Regions from separate parts of the Homo sapiens genome. Here region 2 is linked to region 1. A link is a loop called in an ENCODE intact Hi-C map of the cell type or tissue named here. Cell type or tissue: heart left ventricle. All regions are shown on one strand.

What was found. Hi-C counts contacts between places; a loop is a spot of excess contacts. Peaks named below come from ENCODE experiments on the same cell type or tissue, not always from the same donor. Only the 100,000 strongest peaks of a DNase experiment are listed, where the experiment ranks them.
Region 2: a loop joins it to region 1, with 3 times the contacts of the local background. A loop is called at or near these places in 14 of 110 quality-filtered maps.

What each region holds. Positions count from the first base shown.
Region 1 is chr10:91,085,333-91,093,332 of GRCh38, reverse strand. No RefSeq gene overlaps it. Among named protein-coding and RNA genes, the nearest start is that of LINC00502, 44 kb to the right of the region's middle. In heart left ventricle, CTCF peaks have their summits at 1,970 and 4,398 (motif pointing left); no DNase peak of the experiment used is centred here; H3K27ac peaks cover 3,768 bases.
Region 2 is chr10:90,926,738-90,934,737 of GRCh38, reverse strand. No RefSeq gene overlaps it. Among named protein-coding and RNA genes, the nearest start is that of ANKRD1, 9.7 kb to the right of the region's middle. RefSeq lists an enhancer at 3,821-4,474. In heart left ventricle, no CTCF peak of the experiment used is centred here; DNase peaks (open chromatin) are centred at 3,517 and 3,939; H3K4me3 peaks cover 397 bases; H3K27ac peaks cover 2,858 bases.

The DNA.
Region 1 (8,000 bases):
GTGGAGCCTGCATGGAAAACTTCTACTAGGGCAGTGCAGAGGGAAAACGTAGGGTTGGAGCTCCCACTGAGGCACTGCCTAGTGGAGCTGTGAGAAGAGGGCCACCATCCTCCAGACTCTGAAATTGTAGAGCCATTGATGGTTTGCACTGTGCACCAGGAAAAACTACAGGGATTCAATGCCAGCCCATGAAAGCAGCCTTGGGAGCCCAACCCTGCAAAACCACAGGTTTGGAGCTGCCCAAGGCCTTGGGAGCCCATTTCTTGCATCATTGTGCCCTGGATGTGGGACATGGAGACAAAGGAGATTATTTTGGAGCTTTAAGATTCAATGACTGCACTACTGGGTTTTAGATTTGCATGGGGCCTGTAGCCCTTTCTTTTGGCTGATTTCTCCCTTTTGGAACAAGTATTTACCCAATGCCTATACATCCATTGTATCTTGGAAGTAACTAACTTGCTTTTGATTTTATAGGCTCATAGGCAGAAGAGACTTGCATTGTCTCAGATGAGACTGGACTTTTGAGTTAATGCTGAAATGAGCTAAGACTTTGGAGACTGTTGAGAAGGGATGATTGTATTTTGCAATGGGAGGACATGAGATTTGGGAAGGGTCAGGGACAGAATGATATGGTTTGGATCTGTGTCCCCACGCAAATCTCATGTTGAATTGTAATCCCCAGTGATGGAGGTGGGACTTGGTGGGAAGTAGTTGGATCATGGGAATGGATCCTGAATGAATGGTTTGGCACCATCCCTTTGGTGCTGTTCTCATGATAGAGTTCCCATGAGATCTGGTTGTTCAAAAGTGTATAGCACTTCCCCCACCCCTCTTCCTCCTACTCTAGACATGTAAGATGCTTGCTCCTGCTTTGCCTTCCACTATGAGTAAAACTTCCCTGAGGCCTCCCCAGAAGCAGAAGCCACCACACATCCTGTATAGCCTGCAGAACCATGAGCCTATTAAACCTCTTTTCTTTGTAAATTACCCAGTCTCAGGTATTTGTTTTATAGCAATGCAAGCATGGACTCATAAAGAGACCCAACTCACGTTTGCCTTCTCAGATGGGTTCAGGTAGCTGGGAAGGATACTGAGAAGCTCTCAGAATTGAAAAAAAAAAGAGATGAACAATCAGGATATTGGAAAGGGAAGCCTGGGCCCAGATACACCAGAGATATCAGAAACAGGTACTTGTTGGCCTTTTCCTTAGGAGGTGCTATTGGTTGGCTCACACGAGTTGCCTTCTGTGCATCTCTCATTTCTGCTGGTCTCTGCTTCTTTTTTGTTGATCTTTTAATTTCCTGCTACAAACAAGCCTATTTCAGGTTGTTGGACTTTGGGTTTTCAGCAGGCCAAATTTAGTATCACAGCAAAGAAAAGTCATGTGTCCACCTCTGTGGCCGTGACAGGGTATTAATGGTGAGAAGTTGTGTGTGTATGGATGTGTGTATGCATGTGTGTGTATATGTACATATGTGCCTTTGTGGGGTGTGAGGGAGAAGTTCTATTAACAGAAGAAATGAGGTGGATATCTTACTACTTTAATCCCAGCACTTTGGGAGGCCAAAGCGGGTGGATCACGAGATCAGGAGTTCAAGACCAGCCTCGCCTATATGTTGAAGCCCCATCTCTACTAAAAATACAAAAATTAGCCGGGTGTGGTGGCATGTGCCTGTAATTCCAGCTACTCAGGAGGCTGAGGCAGGAGAATTGCTTTAAGCCGGAGGTGGAGGTTTCAGTGAGCCAAGATTGTGCCACTGCACTCCAGCCTGGGTGACAGAGTGAGACTCCGTCTAAAAAAAAAAAAAAAAGAATAGCCACTCTAGTCAGCTAAATTACCTGCAGGTCAGAAAAATTGTTATCAACATAGAGTGGGGAAAAGGGAGAGAGACAGATGGGCTGAGAGGAGGACAAATGCAGGGACACTAAATTCATCTTCTGCTGTCTGCTCCCACTAGTGGCAAATACCGGTGCAGTCTGTTTAGAGTATCTGTGAACCAAATCTCCATGCATGTCAGTATCCTCTCATGAGGGCCATTCAAGCCGTGTGCAGCATTCATTAGTAGCACTATAGAAGGCTTACGGTAGCAAGGCATGACTTTTGAATCAGTAGCTTTGGTTTTCTCATCTATAAAACGTGACTAATAATAATGCCAACCTCACAGAGGTGTCATAAAGCTTAAAAAGAATCATGCATGCAAAGCACTAACTTTTACTGAGCTAAAAGCAAGCAATGCAAAGTAGGACAACAGTTCTTGTTAAAAAGTTCTGAGGAGTTAAGAAATTCTTCCTAGGTCACATAACTTGTGGTTTAGAGAACAGGGTTTTAAACTCAAAGTATGTCTGATTTCTGGGCCTGTGCTCCTTTCACTAGCTCCATAAACATGCAACCTTTTCATATGGAGGTTTGAGGTTAGACAGGAGCAATTTCTCCCTACTTGTTTGTCACAGCCCGTTATTATACAATAGCATAGTTTGACTGCAACTCCCCTGAGAGTCATGGGGAGAGTGGAAAGATCTACAGTGAGAAGTGTTTGCTGAGGACCACACATTGTAACTTTATCATTAGAATTAAGTCTTTAGAAACAAATGAGGAAAAACTGGGAGTTTTTAATACAAGCAATGGTTTACCTAAAAGAAGTGCTTCTTTCATGAAAAGAAAATAATCTAGCAATATTCCACCTTAAAGAAGGAATTTCCTCCTGATTTCTGTTTTTAGGTTATTTGCTTTTAGCTGTTCTGCTGCCACTTTTAACAGTCTGAGCTAACTCCCTCTCCATGTCACTATCTTACTCCAATTGCTTGGCTACCTTAGGAAATGCAAACTAATTTTAATATTAGTCTAAGCAAAAATAGAGCAGGATCAATTGGCTTCTGAAAAGAAATACCATGACACATACTTAAATGAATGAGAAGAACATGGGGGATTATCCCATAGTGTTTATTAGCCCAGCAGGGCTTTCTTAGGGACATGTCATCTATAGAGAAATAATACTCCAATTTTACTTGTCTCTGTTATTATGTATGTCTGCCGAGGGTCTTTGGGTAGAATAGCAGCATAGCTAGTCTACTTTGGCTAATCACTCTATCACACTCTCACCCTTGTGATTAACTCTAAGATAAAAACAAATAAAACCCAAACAAACAAGATGAAACCCTCAAAGCAAAACCCAGAAACAAGACAAAGGAAATGTTCCTTTTCTCTCTTGAACCCTATTTCATGGTTATTTTAACATATTTTATGTCTTTACATATTTTGTAGCCATTTTGTATTTATCATTACTTTACTCTCTGTAGCCATCAAGAAAAAATACTGAAAATGAACAGTACACATCTCCTGCTCAATGTCTTTAGCCACTCTGAAATTGTCTTTGGAACAATCTGAGTGGTTTGCAAGCAGATGTGATTGCCGAGTGAAGAGATTCTTAAGCACCTGAAGAAATAACAAGAGGAACTGCCACACTCTGGGCACACACAAGGACCAGGCAAAAGCCAGGAGCTTTATACCTTTCAATTCATTTGATCCTAACAGCAACTTTATGAGGCAGGACTTTTCCTTATGCCCATTTTGCAGATGAGGAAATCTAGCCTTAGGTCCTCCATCTAGTAAATGGGAATTGTGATTTCAATCCATATAACAATAATAAAACAATGGCCAACATTTGTATTAGGCTGTGTTTGCATCATTATAAAGGAATATCCGAGACTGAGTAATTTATAAAGAAAAGAGGTTTAACTGGCTCATGGTTCTGCAGGCTATATAGGAAGCATAGCGCCGGCATCTGCTTGGCTTCTGGTGATGGCCTCAGGAAGTTTACAATCATAGCAGAAGGGGAAACAGAGCTGGCACACCACATGGTGAGAGGGGGAGCCAGGAGGTAGTGGGGTGGGGACGGGAGGTGCCAGGCTCTTTAAATAACCAGTTCTCACATGAACTAACAGAGCGAGAAGTCACTTATTACCATGGGGAAGGCACAAAACCATTCGTGAGGGGTCCACCCCCATGATCCAAATACCTCCCACCAGGCCCCACCTCCAACATTTGGGATTACATTTCAACATAATATTTGGAGGGGACAAACGTCCAAACTATACCAACATGTATTAAGCATTTATCATTTTCCAAGAGCTCTTCTAACAGTTTGGCATGCATTAACTCATTTAAACTCCATAAAATCTCTGAGAGGTAGGAACAATATATAAACACTTCAATTTAGCAGATAAGGATACTGAGGGACAGTACAACTTAAAGCCTGATCTCTCGGTGGGAGCTGGAGCGGCTTCCTCCTTTGTGATTTTCCTCTGCTTCAGTCGTATTCACCTCCCAGAGACTATCATCTGCCCCTGCTAGTTGTAGAGCAGATAGGATTCAGAGAGTTGGTTGTATAAGCTCTATTGTGACCTCTTCTGGCAATTAGATTAGAAAACAATTACATTTAGCTATAGCATATTCATTGGGGAACAGGGTGTTTCAGGAGTTGAGTAAAAAAAAAAAAAAGCATTTTTTAGGAAGACAAAATAGGATCATACTCAGTATTTCCTTCTAAAACTTTATTCTTAGCTCTTCTGCCTGAGAGTTACACTGTTGAGAGAAAACGAGGCTGCACCTGCCTTAAGGGCTGCAGAATGTTGCTACTTTGCTGTGGCAATTTTCTGTCCAAAGACATGGAAAAGGCCATGCCCCGGGCAGGGGGTCAGGCCAAGGGATCTCCAAGGTCACTTCCAAGGAAAATTAATATGTCTGGGAGACACAGGAAACTAAGGACCCAGGAAGTTCAGTCAATATTGGGCGAGTGTAGGCACTCCTCTGGCTGTTGCAGGACATCATTGACCCTTGTGAATCTTAAAGGCCAGTGCATACCAGTGCTGGTTATATTTACACAACGGGCTAAAATTAGCTGGCATGCTCTCCTGGCAACTGGAAAGATATAAGGCTCCCAATTTATCTAGCAATGCTAATTTGGGCAAAACCAAAAATGGTTCTTTTGCTGTTCTCAGTGCATAGGCATTCCACAACAACAGCCTTTTCCTTCCTCTTCCTCTTCTCTACATTTAAGGAAATTTCAAATATAAATCCAGGCTGACTTTGGTTCTGGACAAAACTACAAATATGGAAACCTAAAAGGGGTCCTATAAACAGAAGGGCTTAGGGATTTCTCTGTGTTCAAAGTAGAACAAAAATAAGGTAAAAACATGTTACTATTTTCCATTAACACTGGAAGACACGAACTTAGAAGGGCACCAGTTAGCACATCAGCATTGTGCAGCTGGAACCTTCAGGGGAGGGGTGAATGAAGGCCTTGAATGTCATGGTAAATGCCACTCAAGATGTAAGCAGCCTAGATCCACCCCTGGCTGGAATTGTGAATGTCTTCACCTCTTTGAAGTGCCTGTAATCTGTCTTGAAGAAGAGTGCAGCTCCACAGGTATAAGTTTCACATGTATACAGCTCCACATGAAAGGGAGATAGAATAAATTATTCATGCCCACTAAAAAGTAATATTAGGACATGAGGCACATATTTGTGATACATCCAACAGACCCGCTGATTGGAAGAGAGAGTGGAGAAATGAGAAGAACCCAGGTTTAGGTGTTAAAGAGACCTGAGTTCAAGCTCCATGGTCTCCTTGGGTAGCAGGTAGTAGACCTGAAATTACTGTTCAAGCCTAGACTTGTCTTTAAAGGGTTATCAGGGAAGCCAGTGATGGTGAAATTTAAATTGAGTATCTGGTGTCTGAGGATGGCTAAATGAAAAAAACAGGGAATATATAGAAGGAAAAGCATTTGAAAGAATAAGTAAGGTTTCAATAAAGTATAACAACTATTATATTAAAGGTGTTATAGAAAGAGACCAGAAAATGTAAAAAAAAAAAAAATTTCATTAGGGAATTTAAAAATATAAGTCCAAATTATAGAACATTCTACCTAACAGCTGCAGAATATACATTCTTTTCATCAGAACATGAAACATTCTCCAAGATAGAACATATGTTAGGCCACAAAACAAGTCTCAACAAATTTTTAAAAATTGAAATCATATCAAGCATCTTCTCAGATCACAGTAGAATAAAGTTAGAGAAACTTCAGAAACTATATAAATACATAGAAATTAAACAGCATGCTCTTGAATGACCACTGTATTCAATGAATACATTAAAACAGAGATGAAAACATTTGGAAGCAAATGAAAATGGAAGTACAACATAACAAAACCTGTAGGATATGGCAGAAACTGTGCGAGGAAGGGAGTTTGTAGCATTAAATGCCTACGTTAATAAAGTGGAAAGATTATAAATTAACAATCTAATCATGTACCTCAAGGAATTAAGGGCAAATCAAACTCATATTAGCAGAAGAAAAGAAATAACAAAGATCAGAGCAGAACCAAATGAAATAGAGACTAAAAATACAAAGGATCAATGATATGAAAAGTTGGTTCTTCCAAAAGATAAAATCATAAACCACCAACTAGACTAACCAAGAAAAGGAGAAGACCCAAATAAACAAAATCAGAAATGATAGCGGAGACATTAAAACTAATACTAAAAAAATATAAAAAAATCAACAGATACTATTATGAACAACTATACACTTATAAACTAGAAAACCTAGAGGAAATGGCCACATTCCTAGAAACATACAACCTCCCAAGATTGAACCAGGAAGAAACAGAAAACCTGAACAGATCAATAACAAGCAGCAAGACTGAATCAATATTAAAATGAAAACAAAATCCTCCCAACAAAGAAAAGCCCAGGGCTATCTGAACTCACAGTTAAAGTCTACCAAATGTATAAAGAATAACTAGTACCAACCTACTGAAACTATTCCAAATAATTGAGGAGAAGGGATTCTACTGTAACTCATTCTGAGGCCAGTATCTCTCTGATACCAAAACAAGAAAATGACACAACAAAAATAGAAAACTACAGGCCAATATCCCTGATGAGCATAGGCACAAAAATCCTCAACTAAATACTAGCAAACCAAATCCAACAACACAATAAAAAGATAATACACCATTAACAAGTGGGATTTATATCAGGGATGCAAGGAAGATTCAACATATGTAAATCAATAAATACGATACATAAACACAAACAGAATCAAGGACAAAACCTATATGATTATCTCAATAGACACAGAAAAAGTATTTGATAAAATTCAGCATCCCTTCAGATAATAACTGTCAATCATCTGAGACCAGCCTGGCCAATGTGGCAAAACCCTGTCTCTACTAAAAATACAAAAATTAGCCAAGTGTGGCAGTGGTCGCTTGTAATCCCAGCTACTCGGGAGGCTGATGCAGGAGAATCATGTGAACCTGGGAGGTGGAGGTTGCTGTGAGCTGAGATCGTGCCACTCACAATTCAGCCTGCGCAGCAGTGTGAGACTCCATCTAAAACAAAACAAAACAGAACAGAACAGAATAAAACAAAATATCAATGTCGTTTTCCACAGAATTAGAAAAAAAATCCTAAAATTCATATGGATCCAAAAAAAAGAGCCAGAATAGCCAAAGCAATCCTAAGCAAAAAGAACAAAGCTAAAGTTACCACATTACAAGTTCAAACTATATTACAAGGCTACAGGAACCAAAAGAGTATGGTGCTGGCATAAAAATAGACACATAGATCAATGAAATAGAAAAGAAAACTCAAAATAATGCCATTTTTTTTTAGCCAACTGATCTTTGATAAAATTGACAAGAACATACACTGTGGAAAGAACACCCTTTTCAATGAATGGTGCTGGAAAAATTAGATTGCCATATGAAGAAAAATGAAACTGAACCCTAACTCTCACTATGTACAAAAATCAATGCAAGATTGATTAAAGACTTAAATATAAGACCTGAAACTATAAAAATACTAGAAGAGGCATGGTACAGTGGCTCACACCTGCAATCCTAGCACTTTGGGAGCCTGCACCAAGAGGATCACTTGAGGGCAGGAGTTCAAGACCAGTCTGGGCTACACAGTGAGACCCTGACTCTACAA
Region 2 (8,000 bases), 160 kb after region 1:
ATCATCTATCTATCATCTATTATCTATCTATGATTTATCTGTCTATTATCTATCTGTCATTTATCTATCTATTTTCTATCTACCCATTTAGATATACATAAATATATATGTGTACATGCATGTTTATTCAACCCATTCACACACCAAAAAACTGGCTGGCCAGCGACCTAGTAGGGTCTCCACTCCGCATTCCCTCAGAGTTCAGAGGTATGCATTTGCTTAGGATGTAGAACATAAGGTACTAGTGAGCTCAGCTGCAACAACTGCCTTTCAAGAACAGGGATCATGCCTCAGTATATCTGACAAAGGATCAGGAAGAAAAAAGCCCTCTTTGCTTGGAAAATTATTATCCAGCACTTCTAACCAATTGCTTATGTCTAATTTAGACTTTTCAGAATTAAAAAATGCTAGATTAGCACTTAGTAGTTTTAGGTTTTTCTTTAATATAACTCAAATTATGAGAAAGATATTTCAAAACCCAGGTTCCCGGTCCATTCCTTCCCTGTCATTGGCTTCCCTGGCCCCTTTGCTTCAGTAACTCAATCCCTACTGGAGATGAGATTTGTTTAACAACTGAGCGCTTTAGAGTGTTTTAGTACTTTACTTTTGTTTGCTTTTGAAACAGTCCCACTCTGTCACCCAGGCTGGAGTGCAGTACCTCAATCCTAGCTCATTGTCACCATGAACTCCTGGGCTTGAGTGATCCCCCTCCCACCTCAGCATCTCGAGTAGCAGGGACTACAGGCATGCACCACCATACTCAGCTAATATTTTATTTTATCTTACTTTTTGTAGAGATGAGGTTTCACCATGTTGCCCAAGTTGGTCTTGAACTTCTGGCCTCAAAGGATCCTCCAGCTCAACTACCCAAAGCTCCAAGACTACAGGTGTAAGCCACTGTGCCTGGCCAGCACCTTACTTTTGCTAGAAATTTTATCTTACCTGTGAGAAGCTGTAAGCTGTATCCTCACTGTCTTGCCTAAAACGTGGTAGATATGAGTTGAAATGAAGTAACTGGTTTTATTTCTGTCTGCGTTTCCATTTCTGTCAGGAAAGGGTTCAATTTTTGGCATAAATTCCTTTCCTGGATTTATGCCCACAGTCCTGGAAGAGTTTAGCTATCAATCCCCCAAAATTTGATTGATTTGTCATTTTCTGATGCTGGAATGGGTTTGTTAGAGGAAATTTATGGACACGTTACCCTAACTGGCAAGAGCCTTGAGTGTGGAGGATTTCCTGAAGAGACACTCCAAGAACCTTCTGTGGCTTTTTGTTTTTCCTTTGGATGTGGTATGATTTTTATGGTCTATTTGTTATAATGCTTCCCTGACGTAAAATACTCATACAGCATAAATAACCTCTCCCTGAAATACTTAGAAACTTTCCAATCTGGAAGTCTGAGCTTAAGCTCCCTGCTTTAAATACACTACAGACAAATTATCCACTGGAAGAGACAGCAAGTTCCTATCAGGCCAAAACAGTACTTTTTACTATATTTACCCATTCTTAGGATGCCTAAGTACACAGACTTGGTGTTTATATATTTCGATGCTATGTTGTTTATTGCACAAAAATTAATTATTAGTATAACTTCTTGTTGGATTATGTCTTTCAGTCTTCTTTGTCCCATTTAGTGCTTTTTGCTTTGAATTTGATTTTGTCTGGCACTGATACTGTCCCTTCTGCATATTTTGGTAGCATTTACATGGTGTCCCTTTGTCTATCCCTTTATTTTCAACCGTCCAGTGTCATCCTGGTATATCTCTTATAAATGGCATAGACTTTTATTGTTTGTATTGTTTTACATCATATAAGAGTATCTTTCTAAGAAAATTCATTTTTCTTTCATTTTTAGGGTTCCAGTTCCTCCCCCCAAAAAATTTACTATCTTAACCATTTTAAGAGTATATTTCAATTGTATTAAATGCATTCATAGTGTGCATCCACCACCATTATCCATGTCCATAACTCTTTTCACTTTGTAAAACTGAAATTCTAAACTCTTATAACTTTCTATTTCCCCCTCCCTCCGGCTCCTGGCAATCATCACTCTACTTTCTGTCTCTATGATTTCGAATGCTCTAAGTACCTCATGTAAGTGGAATCATACAGTATTTGTCTTTTTGGTTTATTTCACTTAGCATAATGCCCTCAAGGTTCATCCATGTAGTAGCATATGTCAGCATTTCCTTCCTTTTTAAGGCTGAATAATATTCTATTGTGTGTAAATACCACATTTTGCTTGTTCATTCATCTGTCAATGAACACTTGGGTTTCTTCCATACTTTGGCTATTGTGAATAATGGTGCTATGAATATGGGTGTGCAAATATCTGTTCAAGACTCTGCTTTCAATTCTTTTGGGTATACACCCAGAAGCGGAATTGTTGGATTTTAAGAATATCTGTCTCTTTCTTTCTTTCTCTCTTTCTCTTTTTCTTTCTTTTTAAAGATGGAGTCTCGCACTGTTGCCCAGGAGGGAATGCAGTGGTGCGATCTCGACTCACTGCAAGCTCCACCTCCCGGATTCACGCCATTCTTCTGCCTCAGCCTCTCGAGTAGCTGGGGCTACAGGCACCTGCCACCACGCCCGGCTATTTTTTTGTATTTTTAGTAGAGTTGGGGTTTCACCGTGTTAGCCAGGATGGTCTCGATCTCTTGATCTTGTGATTCACCTGCCTCAGCCTCCCAAAGTGCTGGCATTACAGGCGTGAGCCGCCGCACCCGGCCATTATCTGTCTTTCAAAAGAGGCATTTAACTCATTCATATTTATTGATTTGGGTATATTCTGGCCACTTTCATATTTTATACTTATTTATTTACTGACATGTTCAGCAAATATTTTCTCCACATTTTTGTTGTTTCTCTGATGCAGGGTCTTTGAAAATTACAGATGAGTTGTGGTTGTAACCATGGTGATGAGGAATAACAGAAATACAGTTTTTGATGCCATGTCTTGAAAAAAGCATATTTGTCTTGAAGTTAACAGTGTCAGAAGTTGGTAAAGCCTCTTAGTAGTGATTGCCAAAGGGGTCACGCTTAGTTGTAAAGGCATTTAACTGCAACAAAGGTGCTGTGGACTTGGAGTCATTCTGGACTTTGAATTGGCAACCCTCACCCCCCAAGATACACACACATACATGCACACACACACACTTGCTATGAGACCTTGACTATTTAACCTCCACACTCACTGGTTTCCTCATTTGTATAAATGCCAGAGTGACTGAGGGGATTAACTGGAGCAACATGGGAAAGCACTCTCCACAATTCTAGGCTTATTGCAGTGTCTTAACAATGTCTGCATAAAAATAACACATCTCTCTTGGTTTGTGGTTTGTTTCCTTTTCAGAACTGGGGTCTGGTTGGTATGCAGGAAAAGAAGGCATGTGAGCTATGTTATCTGCTTGTCATCACAAGAGTAACAAAGTGGCAGGCCATGGATTGAAACACATCCGGAGCATTGGGGTGGGCCTTGGAATTCCACAGTGAAGACTCCTAGATAAGGAAATGCCAAGGGTGGGGGCTGCTGAAAGCACTGGCTTCCGCTGGGCAGCCACAAGGTTCTTTTGGGAAGGCGGATGAGGAGGGAATGTGGCTTCCAGAGCCACCAAATAAGGAAGGACATCATCTTTCTCCACTTCATCCAAGTGTGAATGTCAGCAACCAGAGTCACTTACTCCACGCCTTCTCACTACCCACTAAATGTGATATTGGAAGGACCTAGGACAAGCGCTGAGCAAAGTGGCACAGTCAGGAAATTCTTATGGACAAATCAAACATTCCTTTAATTTTTCAATATGATTTCTAACCTCTATTTTTTTTCCTTTTCCTTCTTTTACCATACAGAACTTATCTGGAAAAGAGGACAGCTGTCTTTTGAAGGCAGGAGTTGCTTTAAACATCCCCAAGCTCTTGTAATCACAGCCCCGCCGCCCCTGCCCAGTGAGATTTGTCCAGGGTGGTGGGTCTGATCTGTAACTAACCCAAACTGATTCCCTGGGGAGCCATTCAGTTGTGCCTCCAGAAGTCATTTCCTTGCCAAACATTCCTTTTCAGGGAGAGGACCTTTTCATCCCCTGGTAAACAATCCCCAGCCTGCACAGAGCAGAGAAGGGTGCCTGTCCCTCTCCTCATTCTCCACTTAGTCCTGAGCTGATTCCAACCCCAGAGGCGTCAGTCTGCTCTATAAATTCCTTTGTGAAACCTGAGAGCCTTGGCTCTGAAGGAGAGCAAAGATCTTGGAGGGGTTACAGTTCCCCTCCTCCCTAAAAGATCTGCTTGTGTTGGCAGCAAAAGAGTATGTTTTTGCAAACAGGCTCTTCCCTTTCTTATGAGAATTCAGTTTAGAAGCACTGCCAGGCTCCTTCTCAGTGGGAATAAGATCACCTCCCTTGCAGGTCTGCACTGGAAAGAGATGACATGCCTGAGGGGATTATTCTAGCTAAAAGACTCTGAGCCTCTTTCTCAACCAGTCACTATTAGAAGGGGCATGGTTGCCAGGAGGCAAGGAGAGCTAACAAGTCCTCAGCCCTGAGGTGCGTAGGCCAGCTCTTTAGTTTCAATCACTGTGGTTTTTAAAATCGGGGGATGGAAGGGAGGAAGGTAGGAGGGAAGGAAGGAAGAGAAGAAAGAAGGGTGAGAGGAAGCAAAGAGGGAGGAAAGAAGAAAAGAGACATTGAAAGAAAGTGAGAAAAGAAAGATAAAAAGAAAAAGAGGAGAAAATAAAGAAACCTTCGGTTCATTGGCCTTCAGCTGGACCATGACCTCGCACACCCACCCTGGTACCCTCCTCCTCCTCCATCAGCCTCCCAGAGCATTTGTGCTTCATTCATATTTTAGCCATTTCTTAATATACATGTTTCCTTAACCCTGGAATTTGGAAATGAGATAATAAATCATCAACTAGTAGAATCTTAGAAAACTCGTCTTTTCAAAAACAGTATATTATTTTGGTGCCATTAAAGAAAATCAAATGAAGAAAGCAGTCAGCTCTTGCCTAATTGTAAGACCTTCAATCTCACCATTTGCATCATAATATTAAGTGGGTTCTAATGGATCTCATAATCCCTGAGGTTTCACATATATTCAAGCTTTCCCTTGTATACATAGGATGGCTGAACCAGTGCGAGCTGACGGATGCCTACATTTTTATACTCTCATCAGAAACATCTCCATGCCATTTCCAGATCGATCGTGGTGGGTGGGGACATGGGTAAGACATTCTGGCTGGGTGAGTCTTCTCTACCTAATCTTCTGCCCAGCTGCCTGCACCAAAAGCAGGTGCAGCTGAGAGGGCACTGTCCACAGGAGCCTTATTCTGTAGCATTCCTGTGGCTCTAGGGAAGCCTCTGAAAAACACTGATGTCAGGGTGGTGTGCCAGCAGACTTGCCCACTTCTTGGCTTCTGTCCCTTCCCTCCCTCTGACCCCATGCTGGGGCCACCTCCTTTTTTGCTTTCCGTTTAAACACGTTTTTACTGAGTGCCTACTATGTGCTGGGGACTGCTCTCAGCACTTGGTCTACATCAGTGGGAGAAACAAACATCTCTTGCTTCGTGAAACTTACGTGCTAGGGTGTCTGTTTTACTAAAATGTTTTATTCATGTTTAAATTTTGAGATATACAGAAAGTTGAATGAATAGTAGAATGAGCACTGTCACCTAGATTCGCTAATTGTTAATATTTTACAGTTGTACTCTCTCTCATCTTTCTCTCTTTCTACACACATGCATACCTCTTTTGCTGAACCATTTGAAAGCATCATAGGTCATTCCTACATACTTCAGAATACATCTCCTAACAATAAGGACATTCTCCTCCATTACCACAAAACCATCATCATGCATAAGAAAATCATCACTCAGTTAATAATATTGTCTAAAATACCTTCCATACTTCTCCAGTTGTCCTCAAAATGTATTTTACAGCTTTTGTGTCTTGAATTACAGGATCCCACCAAGGTTCATGCTCTTTCTTCTCTTTTAATCAAAGAGAGAACAATTCCTCACTTCTTTTTTGTTTTGTTTTTCTAGTCATTTACCTTTTTGAAGAGCCCAAGATAGTTGCCCTGTTGAATGTCCTACATTCTGAATTTGTCTGAAATTGGATTCAGGGTAAAATTTTTGGTAAGAACATAAGTGATGGTGTGTACGGTATTTCTTGTTGCAGCACTTCAGGAAATGGATAATGTCAAGTTGTCCCACAGGAACAGACTAAACAAACGTATTGAATGAGTAAGATAATACATATGTATAGAACCTCTTCAGGTGTCATTTGCTCCAGTGTGTACAGTTACAGAACTGGACTAGACGATGTGAAAGCCCTTCTAATGGTCCAAAAGCCTATGTTCTGAAGAGCTTAACAATACCCAGTTATGAAAATGGTTTTGATCCAGTGGATGAAGGTAGTTCAAGTAATGGCAGTTCAAGTAATGGCAGTTCAATGGCAGTAATTTCACCTTTTAGCTTTTTTCCCTTTGACTAGCAAAAGTCATCGGAAAAAATGCTCAATACGTGTTTTTGGTGATGATCATTCCTGAAGCTAGAATGAGACAAACAGACTAAGCTGCCCAGCTGTAAGTAAGCCACAAGAAACTGTATTGCAGTAAGATTTTTAAATATGAGGATAACGACAAAGGGAGGTTTTAGTTTTTAAAGTAATAGGGTTCTACCTGCCTAACTCTGGCCCTTCCTGGTCAGGGAGTGGACTCAATGACCACTCAGTGTGTTACTGGCCCTAAATTTCTCTGATTCCCAAGGAATCCATAGTGAAGATATTCTGTGGCATTTGCCCTTTATTAGGAAACTCCAAACTACACCAAGAAAATATTTTTTTCGGTACTTCTTCTTGAAGTCAGAAATTGCATTTTAAAAATAATTTTCCTCTGCTTTAATAAATGGCTAAAAAGGTTAATGGATTTTCTATCTATGTTTGCAGTCACAGAAGCACTTATCTCTCATTCCAAGTAGATGTTCTATGTAATTGGGTGTGAAGTAATTCCAAAGTTGCATCAAAATCTTTTCAGAGCGTTACTATGACAATCAAACTTCCTTTTAAAAAATCATCTCAACGCAAACTCTCCATCATCCCACCGTCCATTGAGTGAAATTTAATCTCATGAAGTAAATTTGGCTTTTGAGAAAGTTGAGGGGTGGGAGGGGAACCATTATGCATTCACATTTTAACTGATTCTCCCACTCACACCCATTCTTCTTGAGGTTGTAATAGACAGGCCAGTTGTCCTTATCACAATCCCAGAATGTTGATTGTTAGAGGCTCTGCCTTCCTAATGTTCTGGGAACCAGTGTAGGGGGCCTAAACAAGAACCCATTATTTGGGGAAATAAGAATGTAATAGAAAGTCACTGAGATCCCTTCCTGGACACTTATCACTACCTTTTCTATGGGGACAGATGTCAGCCTAGGCAAGAGCTTGGGCAGGGATTCTCAGAAGGGGAAGAAAGAGGATGAGGCCTTATAAAAATCTCTGCGGTCTTAGAAGGTTTGAAGAGGCATAATCAAAATTACCACTACTTTTATTTCATCTTGACCCCAAGTTGATCTTCTTGAAATTTCTATCCATGTAACAGAGAGTGTGAAATTTTTATGTTTATCAAGTGGGAGAATGTCTTAAAGATAGTGGAAATATCCTGGGCTAGTGAAAGCTTTATGGACCGTTTCCTCTTTTAGAGGCATTGGAGAATCAACTTCACTGTCCGCACGTGATGCTGCAGTTATGAATGTTTATTTCTACCTTTTGATTCAGTGACTTTGAGACCTCAGTAAAACTTTAGGGCCCTAGAAATCATTTTGTTCTCAGCTCTCCTTTTATAACTTCAGGATTTGAGATGGTAAGAGGTGAGAGGACTTGCTCCAGTGAACACAGGGCAAAGCCAGGATTTAGAGGTAAGCCTCCTGATTCTTCATCCCATCCCCACCAGACCCACAAAACTACTGTCTCGCCTCACTCTTCTTGATTTGTGGCAGAAGAAGCATGTTA